2 separate regions of the Homo sapiens genome follow, and region 2 is linked to region 1. Evidence: read pairs that join two places in POLR2A ChIA-PET (ENCODE). Cell type or tissue: CD4-positive, alpha-beta T cell. All regions are shown on one strand.

The links. ChIA-PET counts read pairs that join two places held together with the same protein. Peaks named below come from ENCODE experiments on the same cell type or tissue, not always from the same donor. Only the 100,000 strongest peaks of a DNase experiment are listed, where the experiment ranks them.
Region 2: POLR2A ChIA-PET joins it to region 1 with 6 read pairs; 2 of 35 experiments call an interaction of 5 or more read pairs at or near these places.

What each region holds. Positions count from the first base shown.
Region 1 is chr17:76,357,556-76,360,055 of GRCh38, reverse strand. No RefSeq gene overlaps it. Among named protein-coding and RNA genes, the nearest start is that of PRPSAP1, 4.9 kb to the right of the region's middle. In CD4-positive, alpha-beta T cell, no CTCF peak of the experiment used is centred here; no DNase peak of the experiment used is centred here.
Region 2 is chr17:75,737,039-75,739,538 of GRCh38, reverse strand. ITGB4 (integrin subunit beta 4) reads right to left here. Exons shown (of 40, transcript NM_000213.5): 17 at 2,095-2,217; 18 at 1,895-2,001. Among named protein-coding and RNA genes, the nearest start is that of ITGB4, 17 kb to the right of the region's middle. In CD4-positive, alpha-beta T cell, no CTCF peak of the experiment used is centred here; a DNase peak (open chromatin) is centred at 1,218.

The DNA.
Region 1 (2,500 bases):
GCCACCATGCTGGGCCACAAATTCTGTTTAACAAGATTAAATCTGACTCCAAGTCCTCTGCCAGGACTGGTACATAAAAGAGCCCCAGGGCCTTCCGCAGTTCCTGAGCTTCAAGGAGAGCCTCCGGTCTTCATTCTTTCCTCATCTTTATGAGAGTCCCCAGGGTACTTGTTGGAGTCCCCACCTCCTCGTCCAACTGTCCCTTCAATTTGTGAGGACTCCCCCTCTCCAAGGCTGGGGCACTCAGGGACACTTCAGTTCTTGCCTTTGGGAATTTAGGCTTTCAATAATAAAAGCCTCAATTCCAGCTGCTCGGGAGCGTCATTTGAACCCAGGAGTTTGAGTCCAGCCTGGGTAACATAGTGAGACCCTGTCTCTTAAAAAATAAATAAATAAAAATAATAAAAGCCTCTTAAGGGAGTCTCAGGTCCTCAAACACGTCCCTGTGCGCCTTCTTTCTCTTAAGACATGCAGGAAAATATGACTCAGATAATGTCTAAGTCAGGTTATTTTGCCACTTTGTTTATGAGCATTTCCCCATCATCAATGATTCTTTTAAAAGCAAACCTTTTTTTTTTCGTTTGAGACAGTCTTGCTCTGTCACCCAGGCTGGAGTGCAATGGTGTGGTCTTGGCTCACTGCAACCTCCACCTCCCGGGTTTAAGTGATTCTCATGCCTCAGCCTCCCGAGTAGCTGGGATCCGAGGTGCTCCTCACCACATCTGGTTAATTTTTGTATTTTTAGTAGAGATGTGGTTTCGCCATGTTGGCCAGGCTGGCCTTGAACTCCTGATCTCAGGTGATCCACCTGCCTTGGCCTCCCGAAGTGCTGGGATTGTAGGCGTGAGCCATTGTGCCAGACAAAGCAAACGTTTTTTTTTTAATTTTAATTTATTATTTATTTATTTAGAGACAGGGTCTCGCTCTGTGGCCCAAGCTAGAGTGCAGTGGCGCAATCTCGGCTCACTGCAACCTCCACCTCCCAGGTTAAAGCGATTCTCCTACCTCAGCCTCCTGAGTAACTGAGATTACAGGTGCCTGCTACCACACCTGGCTAATTTTTGTTATTTTTAGTAGAGATGGGTTTTGCCATGTTGGCCAGGCTGGTCTCAAACTCCTGACCTCAGGTAATCCACTAGCCTCGGCCGCCCAAAATGCTGAGATTACAGGCATGAGCCACCATGCCCAGCCTTGTTTGATTAATTGATTGATTGCTTGATTGATTTTGAGATGGAGTCTCGCTCTGTCGCGCAGGCTGGAGTGCAATGGCGTGATCTTGGCTCGCTGCAACCTCCACCTCTGGGTTCAAGCCATTCTCCTGCCTCAGCCTCCCGAGTAGCTGGGATTACAGGCGCCCACCACCACGCCCAGCTACTTTTTTGTATTTTTAGTAGAGACAGGGTTTCACTATGTTGGCCAGGCTGGTCTCGAACTCCTGACCGTGTGATCTGCCCACCCTGGCCTCTCAAGGTGCTGGGATTAGAGGCGTGAGCCACCGTGCCCAGCTCCAGCCTTTTTTTTTTTTTTTTTTTTTTTTAAAGTGATAGAGTTTTATGATGCTGTCCAGGCTGGAGTGCAGTGGCTGTTCACATTTGTGAGCCTTGAACTCCTGGGCTCAAGGGATCCTCCTGCCTTAGCCTTCTGAGTAGCTGGGACCACAGGTGTGGGCCACCACACCCAGCTCCTAAAAAGCAAACTTTCTGATGGTTGCCAAATATTCCATCATTCGGAGGCATCATCATTTGTATAGCTATTCTGTTATTTGGGGGCATTTCGGTTGTTTCTAATTTTTTAGTGGCTAAATTGAGTAGGTGCTCCTGAGGCCCAACGTGCTATCTTTGGGCATTGAGCAATGAGCTGTTTCTGTCCCTTCACTTCCCTCCTCAGGTACACAGACCCCTGCAATGCTTCTGTGGGAGGGGGGACTGCAGGGGAAACGTGGGTCACAAGCATTGCAGAGGGCTTTGAGCATCAACCTCTTCTGAGGAGGACATGGGAGAAAGCAAGCCAGACCATGGCAGGCCTACGTGTCAGACGGGATGCGTGACACCCTAGGCAGGCTCAGCATGCCTGCTTTAGTCTGTCTGGGCTGCTACAAAATAGACTGGGTGGCTTAAAAAACAGACACTTACTTCTCACAGTCCTAGAGGCTGGAAGTCCCAGCTCAGGGAGCCACATGGTCGGGTTCTGGTGAGGGCTCTCTTCTAGGCTGCAGACGGCCACCTTCTCCCTATGTTCTTACATGGCAGAGAGAGGAGAAGCCCTGATGTCTCTTCCTCCTTTAGGGGCACTAATCCCATCATGGGGTCCCCACCCTCATCTAACTCCAGCTCACCTCCAAACATTCCACCTCCTAGTCCCATCACACTGGGGGTTAGAACTTCAACATATTAATTTTGGGAGGACACAAACTTTCAGTCCATAACAATGACCATTGGCCACCCTGGGCATCCCCACATTGTTGCAAAGCCCATGCTTGTGCTGAGGAGTGGGATCCCGG
Region 2 (2,500 bases), 620 kb after region 1:
GGTAGCAGGGTGTAAGCATGGCACACAAGGGCATAGAGGGGGATGGGGGCAGAGGGTTCCCAAAGTTTGCGCCGTGGAACTCTCATCCTGCCGGGTGCTCTGTAAAGGTTCTGTGGTCAGGTTCACTTGGGAAGCACTGAATTCATTCCCCATGCCCCTCTTGCAGGTTAGGCACAGGACTTTATCAAAGCCTCTGAGAAGTCCTGCAGAGAAGAAACTTGTTTCTTTTCTTTTTTTTTTTTTTGAGACAGGGTCTCGCTCTGTTGCCCAGGCTGGAATGCAGTGGCACGATCGCGGCTCACTGCAACCTCTACCTCCCAGGTTCAAGCAATTCTCCTGCCTCAGCCCCCCTAGTAACTGGGATTATAGGCATCCACCTCCATGCCCAGCTAATTTTGTATTTCTAGTAGAGATGGGGTGTCACCATATTGGCCGGGCTTGTCTCCAACTCCTGACCTCAAGTGATCCACCCGCCTTGGCCTCCCAAAGTGCTGGGGTTACAAGTGTGAGCCACTGTAACTTAAATTTAAGAAACTTGTTTCTTAAACCTTCTTTTTTTTTTTCTTTTTGAGTCTCACTCTGTCACCCAGGCTGGAGTGCAGTGGCATAATCATAGCTCACTGTAGCCTCAAACTCCCAGACTCGTGATCCTCCTGCCTCAGCTTTCTGAGTAGCTGGGACTACAGGCACGCGCAGCCGTGCCTAGCTCAAACCTATTTGATCACATAACTCCTTGCCTATGTAATGCACATTAATATCCCACAACACTGGGGGTTACTACGGAGTGTGGTCTGCCGCCTACAATCCCTACTCTGAGCTATGCCATCCTCCACGCTTTCTCTTGTCTGTTCTCCCCAGTGACCGCCAGCTGCGGGCGGGCAGGGCCCTTTCTTCCCTGTTGTGGCTCCCAGGCCTTTTGCACGTGGCTGACCCCAGAGCAGGTGCTCTCAGGGATCTGGCCACTGATGGCTGATGGAGTGGGGGTCCTGGGCGGGCACTAGAGCTGGGGAAGATGTGGGCTCAGCTTGCCTCAGCCCCTTCTGAGGACTGTGCATTTATCACCTGCCTCTCAGCCCCAATTTCTCCATCTGTCATAGGGCATGGTGACCTTGCCCCACTGACCTCATGGGGTGATGGGGGGCGGGGAAATGGAGTCACGTGGACATGCTGTGGCGACAGCACAAAGAGGAACACTGAGCTAAGCAGAGAACGGATGCTGGCAAGGGCTGAGCTGGGGGCTGGGGCTCCAGGATGACTCGGGCTAAGAGCTCATGGGTGTCATCATCATTACTGTCACTCCGGAAGCTGGATGGGGTTGGTGTGGGTCTTGCCAAGGTGGGGGTGGGGGCGATGGTGCATGCTATGGGTCAGTCCCTTCTGAACTTCACTAATTTAAGCTTCAGCTCCACTTTCTGAGGTCAATTCTATGATCTTCATTTTACAGATGAGGGAACTGAGGCATGGAGAGATTAAGTAATTTGCCCAAGGTCACAGAGCTGGGACCAGAATCCAGACAGCTGGACTCTACGGGCTGAAGCCTCTGGCTAGAAAGCTGCAGGAGTGGGGATGGTGGGTGGAGAGGCTGGGGACCCTGGTGGGGGTTGGGGACCCTGAGGAGGACCCTGATGGAGGGTGGAGACCCTGTCAGAGAGGGGACCCTGGTGAGGTGGGGACCCAGGAGGGGGTTGAGGACACTGGGGAGGTGGGGACCGTGGTGGAGGATGGGGACCCTGTTGGGATGGGGACCCTGGGGAGGTGGGGACCCAGGAAGGGGTTGGGGACCCTGGGGAGATGAGAACTCAGGCGGGGACTGGGGACCCTGGTGGAGGGTGGGGGCCCTGTTGGGGTGGGGACCCTGGGATGTGGGGCCTTGGGAGGCACCCTGGGTGCTCACCTTGCAGCAGGCACAGTACTTCCAGCATAGCAGCAGTAGCAGGGCCAGGAGCGGCAGGAGGAGGAGGAGCAGGGGGATGAGCCACCAGAAGGAGCCCGGAGGGCAGTCTGGAGAGGAGGAGGCAGGGGGAGGTGGTGCCTGTCCTCCCCACCGAGCTCTGGCCACACGCCCCCTCCCTGCGCCCGGCCCCACCAGCTCACCCTTCTTCTTGTGCACCAGGACAGTGCTGTTGGGCCCAGGGGCGCCGTCACCTTCCATGGTGTAGCTGTAGGTGCAGTCGTCATCCTCGTCCCGGAAGGAGCAGCGCACCACCACCTCCTCGGCTGTACCCACAGCCAGTCAGCAGGGCACCCCAGCCACACCCCTCCGCCCCAGAGGACCCAGGGTCTGGTGAGGGGGCCCCTACTCTGCGATCTGCCTCACCCACGGCAGGGCCTCCTGGGGAAGAGTGGAAGTCCTTGCAAAGCCGTGCTCTCACCAGGCACAGGAACGGGTGTGGTGGGGGCTCCCCTGCTCAGGAGCATCAGAGCCTAGAAACCTACCTCCCCCACTTCCCTGACCTGGACATCACCCAGGAACTCAGGGTCCAGAAAACGTATCTGATCT